Linked DNA regions of Homo sapiens: region 2 is linked to region 1. A link is an interaction called in ENCODE POLR2A ChIA-PET data of the cell type or tissue named here. Cell type or tissue: HCT116. All regions are shown on one strand.

The links. Peaks named below come from ENCODE experiments on the same cell type or tissue, not always from the same donor. Only the 100,000 strongest peaks of a DNase experiment are listed, where the experiment ranks them.
Region 2: POLR2A ChIA-PET joins it to region 1 with 5 read pairs; 9 of 35 experiments call an interaction of 5 or more read pairs at or near these places.

Annotation. Positions count from the first base shown.
Region 1 is chr5:177,191,435-177,196,434 of GRCh38, reverse strand. NSD1 (nuclear receptor binding SET domain protein 1) reads right to left here. Exons shown (of 23, transcript NM_022455.5): 3 at 4,416-4,551. Among named protein-coding and RNA genes, the nearest start is that of NSD1, 60 kb to the right of the region's middle. In HCT116, no CTCF peak of the experiment used is centred here; a DNase peak (open chromatin) is centred at 1,994; H3K27ac peaks cover 1,546 bases.
Region 2 is chr5:177,246,259-177,251,258 of GRCh38, reverse strand. NSD1 (nuclear receptor binding SET domain protein 1) reads right to left here. Exons shown (of 23, transcript NM_022455.5): 10 at 4,463-4,581; 11 at 2,935-3,078. Among named protein-coding and RNA genes, the nearest start is that of RAB24, 55 kb to the left of the region's middle. In HCT116, no CTCF peak of the experiment used is centred here; no DNase peak of the experiment used is centred here.

The DNA.
Region 1 (5,000 bases):
TATTCGCAATTTTCATCACACCATAATCACTAATAATGACTTAACTGTCTCTTTTTACTTATTTGTGGTCCCCTTCTAACACATGTTCAACAATCCAGCCACAGTGAACTTTTAAAATGAACAGATCAGAGCATGGCGGCTCCTGCTAAACACTTTTTAATTATATACATTGTTTCTGAGATAAAAATAACAAAATTTTTTAACAAAGTCAACAAGGCACTGAACACTTTGTCCCATATCTACTTCCCAGCCTCATACTGTGCCACCCTCCCTTACTCTGTGAGCTGCAGATTCCTGGAACCATCTTCTTCTCTCTTCCCTAGTTAACTCCCAACTCATCCTCTCAAGTAACAGATCAGAGATAACTTTATTAGCAAACACCACTGATGAAGAGTCCAGGTCAGTTATCCCTGTTATATCACTGAATAGGCATCAAAATTGTTCCTTGGACAGACTTCTCAGTTAAGTAATAATGCATTTGATTATTTTCTGGTGTCTTGTCCCTTATACTAGATTCTAATTTCTCATGAGAGCAAGCAGTATAGATGTATGGCCCAATAATGAATCCCAAAACCTAGCACAGTACTCAATCTATACAAGGTATTTACTATTTGTCAAATAAATAGCATGGACTCAACTAGTATGCATAAGAAACACTATAAATAGGCTGAGTGCGGTAGCTCCTGTCAGTAATCCCAAGTACTTTGGGAGGCCGAGGCGGGCAGATCGCTTGAGCCCAGGAGTTTCAGACCAGCCTGGGCAACAAGGCAAAACCCTGTCTCTACAAAAAAATTAAAAACTAAGCCAGGCATAGTGGCGAATGCCTGTAGCCCCAGCTGCTTGGAAGGCACAGGAGGGAAGATCGCTTGACCCTGGGAAGCTATGGCTGCAATGAGTCATGATCACGCCACTGCATTCTAGCCTGGGCAATAGAACGAGACCCTCAATCAAAAGAGAGACGAGGAGAGAGAGAGAGAGAGACACCCTAATGAGTAAGAAACCAGCAGTCATAGGGACAGGGAGGTTAGAAAAGAAGGACTCAGAGTTTTCTAGTAGTAGAATTTAAATATCCAGACAGGTCACAAAGGATAAGGTATCAACATTTTTTTTGAATTAAAGAGAAAGTGTCTCATTGTATTGCCAAGGCTGGTCTCAAACTCCTAGGCTCAAGTGATCCTCCCACCTCGGACTCCCAAAGTGCTGGGATTATAGGCATGAGCTACCGTGTCTGGTCAAGGTATTAAATTTTTAACACACTAAGTTATTTTCTTCTTTTGAGACAGAGTCTCGCTCTGTCACCCAGGCTGTAGTGCAGTAGTGTGATCTTGGATCACGGCAACCTCCACATCCCGGGCTCAAGCAATTCTTCTGCCTCAGCCTCCCCAGTAGCTGGGATTGTAGGAGCATGCCAACACACCTGGCTAATTTTTGTATTTTTAGTAAACACAGGGTTTCACCATGTCAGCCAGACTGGTCTCGAACTCCTGACCTCAGGTGATCTGCCCGCCTTAGCCTCCCAAAGTGCTGGAATTACAGGTGTGAGCCACTGCGCCCAGACACAAAACCTAGTACTGTGCTAGGTTCTGGCACCTGTAGTCCCAGGTACTCGGGAGGCTGAGGCAGGAGAATGGTGTGAACCCAGGAGGTGGAGCTTGCAGTGAGCCGAGATTGTGCCACTGCACTCCAACCTGGGAGACAGAGCAAGGCTCTGCCTCAAAAAAAAAAAAAAAAAAAAAAAAAGACACTAAAATTTATAAAGGTTTTTGGGCACCTCATTATTCAAAATATAAAATCAAATCCAGGAATTCTACTTTGGAGAAATCATCCTTTTTAAAAAAAAAAAAAAAAAAAAAAAGAGGCATGGTGACTCACACATGTAATTCCAGCACTCCGGAAGGCCAAGGTGGGAGGATCCCTTATTAAGCTCAGGATTTCAAGACCAGCCTGGGTAATATATGGAGACACTATCTCCACCCAAAAAAAAAAAAAAAAAGCCATGTGTGGTGGCACACGTCTGTGCTCCCAGCTATTCCAGCTATTCCAGCTATTCAGGATGCTGAGGTTGGATGACTGTTTGAGCCCTGGAGATCAAGGCTTCAGTGAGGCGTTGTTATGCCATTACACTCCAGCCTAGGCAACAGAATGAGATCCTGTCTCAGAAAAATAAACAAATACATAAATAATAAAAATATGAAAAAAATCTCCACAAAGTGGAAAAGGCAAGCTGCAAAATATACAATGTTCTGTTTGTGATAAAGGAAAGACGTGGAAGATGACTAAGAAGTATGTATTTACTCATGTAAATAAAAATATAATTTATATGAAAAAACATTATGTATATAAAAATATATTAATATCAGCCAGGTGTGGTGGCTCACGCCTGTAATCCAAACACTTTGGGAGGCCAAGACCTGTGGTTCACTTGAGGTCAGGAGTTTGAGACCAGCCTGGCCAACATGGTGAAACCCCGTCTCTACTAAAATACAAAAATTAGCTGGGCATGGTGGCACGCACCTGTAATCCCAGCTACTCTGGAGGCTGAGGCAGGAGGAGAATTGCTTGAACCCGGGAGGCAGAGGTTGCAGTGAGCCGAAATTGCGCCACTGCACTCCAACGTACGTGACAGAGCAAGATTCCGTCTCAAAACAAAACAACAACAACAACAACAAAAATTAATATCAATTGGTTGCCTGTTGAAAGGAGTGAAGAATGTGGCGGATCACAGCAAAGCAGAGAGTAAGCTGATTTTTCTGAATCTCACCAACATCTGACTTTCAGAAACTAAAATACATATATTAAAACTAAAATAAAATCACTACCATCCTAACAGAAAAAAGGACAGCTCAAATCAAGTTTCAGGCCAGGTGCAGTGGCTCACACCTGTAATCCCAACACTTTGGGAGGCTGAGGAAGGAGGATCACCTGAGGTCAGGAGTTCAAGACCAGCCTGGCCAACATGGTGAAACCCCATCTCTACTAAAAATACAAAAATTGGCCCGGCACGGTGGCTCACGCTTGTAATCCCAGCATTTTGTAAGGCCGAGGCAGGCAGATCACGAGGTCAAGAGATCAAGACCATCCTGGTTAACACGGTGAAATCCCGTCTCTACTAAAAATACCAAAAAAATTAGCCAGGCATGGTGGCGGACGCCTGTAGTCCCAGCTACTCGGGAGGCTGAGGCAGGAGAATGGCATGAACCCAGCAGGCAGAGCTTGCAGTGAGCCGAGATCACGCCACTGCACTCCAGCCTGGGAGACAGAGCAGAAATTCTTCTCTAAAATAAAATAAAATAAAAATAAATCAAGTTTCAGCCCCATCCTTTAGAGTAATTTAAAACTAAGGTACCTAAGATTCAAACACAACAATCAACTGAAAAACAAACAATAGCATTTAAAGGAAATACTCCAAATTAAAATTTTAAACTTCAAAATTATTAATAAACATTTACAATTGTTTCAGCTTTTATATTATAAAAAATGATACAAACCTGATTAAAGTAGAAATACGTAAATATACTAAAAGGTGATTCCGGACAATGTAAACATTAGAAAAATGGCCTAACACCTTCCTGGCATCAACAGAATAATTGAGAATGTTTAAATCAGCCGGGCACAGTGGCTCACGCCTGTAATCCCCATACTTTGGGAGTCTAAGGCGGGCGGATCACCTCATCTCAGGAGTTCAAGACCAGCCTGGCCAACATGGTGAAACCCCGTCTCTACTAAAAATACAAAAATTAGGCCTGGTGCAGGGCTCATGCCTGTAATCTCAGCACTTTGGGAGGCCAAGGCAGGCAGATCGCCTGAGGTCGGGAGCTCGAGACCAGTCTGACCAACATGGAGAAACCCCGTTTCTACTAAAAATACAAAATTAGCTGGGCGTAGTGGCACATGCCTGCAATCCCAGCTACTGAGGAGGCTGAGCCAGAAGAATTGCTTGAACCCGGGAGGCAGAGGTTGCGGTAAGCTGAGATCACGCCACTGCACTCCAGCCTGGGCAACAAGAGCAAAACTCCATCTCAAATAAAAAATTAAAAAAAAAAACAAAAAACAAAAATTAGCCAAGCGTGGTGGCGGATGCCTGTAATCCCAGCTACTCGGGAGGCTAAGGCAGGAGAATCGCTTGAACTCACAAGTCAGAGGTTGCAGTGAGCTGAGATTGCACCACTACAGTCCAGCCTGGGCAACAAGAGCGAGACTCCGTCTCAAAAACAAACAAACAAAAAAAAAAAACTGAGAGAAGGTTTAAATCATAGAGTAAAACGAACTTTTAAAAGCCCCAAAAGATAAAATATGTAACACCAATTCATTCACAAAATGTTCCAAGGAAAAAAATATATTATTATTAAGATAACAAAAATTGAGTTATTCTAAAGGCAACTGCCTTTAACATGTATAATCACTGCAAGTATTACCTTTCATTTTTGAATGTGTGTTAATCAACGGATCAGAACAAATCCTGCAGGGCCACCATGGGCGTCTCTTGAATTTTGCCCAGATGAGATCTCCAACTTCATACTTCAGTGGCGTAGACTTTTTCTTAGGTTGACACTTTAGACAGACAAAACATGGGGCATCAATAAGAATCAAAATATTTTGAAACATTATTGTCATTCCTATTAGCCTTCTGAAAAAGCAATGTATGAAAAATTGAGAATGAAAACACTCTAGCCTAAAAAGAATTACAAAATAAGTACAACTAAATTATTCCATCTTAATTGTTCATAACATAGCCCTTTATACATAGTTCTCAACTTATAATTGTTTTATATAATGAATCTATCCGTATTTTGAAAATAAAATTAAGCTGGCTTTATTTTTAAAGAACTAAAAACACACACAATAAAGAAAATCATCCGAAGGAAAAGACACCCTTGATCTAGTCCTTGGATCAAAACACAAAGGGAAAAAAAAAATGGAGAAAAAATTATAGGAAGAATTTTTAATAATATCAAGAGACTTCAGACCCTTCTGCATGTGATATTCTACATGCTTTTCAA
Region 2 (5,000 bases), 55 kb before region 1:
CTTAGGAAATAACAATGGGCATCTGTCACTATAAAACATTGTAAGATTTATCAATTTTTTTTTTTTTTTGAGAGGAAGTCTTGCTCTGTCGCCCAGGATGGAGTACAATGGCGCAATCTTGGCTCACTGCCACCTCTGCCACCCGGGTTCAAGTGATTCTCCTGCCTCAGCCTCCCGAGTAGCTGGGATTACAGGCATGCGCCACCATGCCCAGCTAATTTTTGTATTTCTAGTAGAGATGGGGTTTCACCACGTTGGCCAGGCTGGTCTCAAACTCCTCACCTCATGATCCACCCACCTTGGCCTCCCAAAGTGCTGGGATTACAGGTGTGAGCCACCGCACCCAGCCCAAATATTTTTAAAGCCTTGTACTACTATGAAAAGCAAACAAGGGGAAAGGTGACTAAGTAAGTTTTAGCTTCAAGAACTCATAGAAACAGAATAGGTCTTGATCACTTAAGAATCAAAGCTTAAATAAAAAACAGGACAGCTTTAGGGAGAAAGGTTAGAGAGGTAGCCTGGAATTGATAGGGGAACTCAGGGACTTTATCAACCTATAGTCTGAGATATCCTCAAATGTCTGACTCCCCATTATCTACTATTCACATATAAAAACTGAAAAATAGCACTATATATTGTACTTTGCATATTCAGAGTGCCAATAACGTTTCTATATATGGTAAAAAAAAAAAAAAACTGACCTTCAGCACTTAAATAGGAAAACGTTAATTACAACGTGAATTAGAAATAAAGTTTTTGCATTAACTAAATGTTATAGACTAATTATTCAACTGGGATAACCACGTAATTTATCTTTCAAACCGGGACACCTGAGAGTGAAAAGAAGTGCTATTAATAAATTGTGACAGCACAAGGGACCTACACAAAGACTGATCCAGACAAGCCAGGACCACAGGGTCACCTTACCTTTAACCTTTTCATTAAATGATCTTTGTAAAATGTATTTACACTCTGACTTGTCTCACTAAGTAAATAATGGGCATAACTGTTTTTGAGGATTAAGACTGTTGTTTGGGATCTGGTCCAAGAATGTAATAGTGAAGATAATAGGCAAAGAAACTGGATTGAAATTATATTGGCCACAATAACATTTTCTGGTCTGAGTTTACTTTTTTAGAGATCTCAACTTATTTATCTATTACTATTTATTATTTGTGAGATAGGGTCTCAGTCACCCAGGTGGGAGTGCAGTGGCATGACCATGGCTCACTAAAGCCTCTACCTCCCCAGCTTCAGGTGATCCAATGACCTCAGCCTCCCCAGCAGGGGAATTACAGGCACGAACTGTCATGCCTGGCTAATTTTTGTATTTTTGGCAGAGACAGGGTTTTACCATGTTGCCTGGCTGGTCTCAAATTCCTGGGCTCAAATGATCCACCCACCTCAGCCTCACAAAGTGCTGAGATTAGTGCTGTGCTTGGCCTATGGTTTCAATTTAAAAAAGAAGAACTGGCCGGGCGTGGTGGCTCACGCCTGTAATCCCAGCACTTTGGGAGGCCGAGGCGGGCAGATCACGAGGTCAGGAGATCGAGACCATCCTCGCCAACACGGTGAAACCCCATCTCTACCAAAAAATACAAAAAATTAGCTGGACATGGTGGCGGGTGCCTATAGTCCCGGTACTCAGGAGGCTGAGGCAGGAGAATGGGAGGCTGAGGCAGGAGAATGGCGTGAACCCAGGAGGCGGAGCTTGCAGTGAGCAGAGATCGCGCCACTGCACTGCAGCCTGGCCGACAGAGCGAGACTTCGTCTCAAAAATAAATAAATAAATAAATAAATAATTAATTAATAAAAAAGAAAAAAGAAAAACTAACATCCTCAAGTTTTTTGTTTATTTAAAAGACAAGTCTGTAATCTTGACCTGTTGGGCTACAGGTATGAGCCACTACAGCTGGCTAATTTAAAAAAAAGACAAATTTTTTAAAAATAGAGACAGGGGTCTCGCTGTGCTGCCCAGACTGGTCTAGAACTCCTGGCCTCAAGCAATCCTGCTGCCTCAGCTTCCAGAAGCACTGTGATTGTAGGTATGAGCCACTGCGCATTGCCTAACTTCAAGTTTGTATATACTAAATTTTAAGAATTACATAGGTAAATCAAGACCATTAAAAATATATATATTCAAATGGTCATTGACTCTACTCACAAAGACTTCAAGTCTCTAACAATAAAGTGGAATCCCCTATCTCACAGAGAGGCAATCCAACAAAATGGTTAAGACTCTAAACCAACCAAGTCCAACGGAGCTTAAAGGTTAGAAAAACGGAGAGGGAGACTCTAAATCCAGACTGCCGAAGTTTAAATCCAGGCTTCTCTCATGAATATAAACAAGCTATTTATCCTCTCTGTAATTTAGTTTCCTCATCTGCAAAATGGGAATAATCATAGAACTCTACTTATGAGATTATTAGGATGACTAAATAATGTAATATTTATAAAGTGCTTGGAACAATACTTCATACATAGTAAATACTCTACAAATATTTATTAAATAAATAAAACAATATAGGTGGTAGGCTTTCTAAAGTCACCACATTAAAGGAAAAACATCTCAAAGCTAAAATTACCCTTGAAAAGTTTCTTACAAACCCAAAGATTGTGACACCATGAGAAGTACTGGAGAATTATATTTGAATAAGCAACCAGAGATTCACATATTCCATCTCAGACTTGTTTCGCGGCATATATTCCTTCATGGGCCTTAAGGGCACGTGGTTCACCAACACTAAACTATTTCTCCAAGTATCTTTCTTTGTGGGGAGAAAAAAAGGGGTCAAATCCTTAAAGAAAGTGACTCCACTGGAATCATCCAAAAGCATTGTTATTCTACCAAGAAACCATCATAAAGAGATGGAGTGGGTTTCCCTTTAAAGATGAACATGCAATGAAAACACAAGTGGGCAAACATTTCTCTACCTGACAGACATTCTCCTTGAGTGCAGCTCCTCCACCGCGTTCACCCTGCATTTTTTTAGAGGCAGGCATCCCGGGATCGTGTTCTACACCTTCCTCAACAGTCTCCTTGGGGCTTGTGGCCGTCCTGTGAGGCATTAGTTCTCCCTTGCAAAGAAAAAATAATGTCCCACATCTGTATTATTGATGTCTCTTCCATTTGACCCCCTCCCTCTGGGCTGCTATTTGTCTAGCCATTAAGCACTTACAGATGTTCAGCCAATCACTCGGGCGGACTGCATGCAATGTTAGTTCTAACCCTGCTGTGATTGGGCGGGTAGTGGGCGCCTCATGCCCTGCCACTAACTGCTCTGAGGCTGTTTGTTCCACTGGAACTTTCTGAGCTGTTCCATTTTAAGGTTTCACTAAGGGAGAGAAAACATTCTTAAGTTTATTTGATTACTTATTTGTCCTTCCAAGATCAGTGTTTCCTAAATAATGCCCCTCTTGGGCATTCTATTCAAATTGTCCTGGAAAGAAACATTCTGCATCATAATGTGTGATGCTGACCTGACTTCTCTCTTTTAACCTGAGTTGGAAACCCGAAGATAATATCAATGATTGCACTGATGCTTTGCAAGTAAATGGTTTTAAATCTTTTGTTTCCTGAAGGCCGATATTCATAAAAATTGTCCTAAGATTAAGTAGCTGATGGTCTCAAGAAATAAGCAAGTAAATCTTCCCGCTAACCACAGCAGTCTCGATTTTTTTTTTTTTTTTTTTAAGTAGAGACAAGGTCTCACTGTATTTCACAGGTTGGTCTCGAAATCCTGTTCTCATATGATCCTCCCACCTCAGCCTCCCAAAGAGCTGAGTGGCATGAGCCACAACGCCCAGCCAGCAGTCTCAATTTTTTTCTTTTGCAACAGAGTCTCATTCTGTCACCCAGGCTGGAGGGCAGTGGCATGATTTCGGCTCACTACAACCTCTGCCTCAAGGGTTCAAGTGATTCTTGTGCCTCTGCCCGATTAGCTGGAATTATAGGCGCATGCCACCACACTCAGGTAATTTCTGTATTGTTAGTAGAGATGAGGTTTCACCATGTTGGCGAGGCTGGTCTCGAACTCTCAACCTCAAGTTATCTTCCCGCCTCGGCCTCCCAAAGTGTTGGGATTACAGGCGTGAGCCACAGCACCTGGCCAGTCTCAACTTTTATAGGACAGTATCTATGTTCCTTCAGATCATATGTTGACTTGATATTGTACTCTCCGGTTTTACAAGTTTACTTAACGATGAAACACTTATATACCTGATTGGACACCTACAGCATAGGATGTGATGATCTTTTAAAAAGACCATATTGACAGCTGCAATACATGCCTTGCCTTATTATTAGGATAAGGCTCTACTTTTCCTCCAAGATTCCTTATGGCCATCAGCCATTTCAGTAGAATAGTATTCTTAAGAAAACTCAAGGGAAAGAGGGATGTGGCCTCTGGCGTGAAAAGTAGCTTCTCTTTAGAAGGTGAAAAGATCAGGAACTGAGTAATACCTCTGAGCCTGGAATCTCTTTTGACGAGTCATCATTTTTCACTTTTTTACACTGCATCTTGGCTGCAGCATGCCTCTGTCGTTTTCGCTTCCTTGGCTTGTCAAATATCTTGGTAGTGCCTATGACAGGAAAATAGGTGTTAACTGCTGGCTACTAACACACATGTCCAAAATCTCTTATCCTATTATTAGAATAAAAACCAACCTTAAAACTCATTTAATTCTCCAGCTTTGTGGATTAGGAAAACGGGGGAAATAATAATTGAGACTAACTCATGATGACATAACAAGAAGGGAAATGGCTACATATATGTAACTGCTCCCTCATATAGATTAAATAGTAAGTGTATAGGTTATTACAGAAATTTTAATTTATATGATTGAAATGACAAATCTTGTAGTTCTTCAAAGGAATTAAATCCTATAGATGAAGGGGAAATGCATTTTACTAGTCATCAAAAGATACCACTCCCTAGACTTCAAGACTGGAGACAATAATACAAATCACTATATGATTTAAAGATTAAGGACTGGGCACC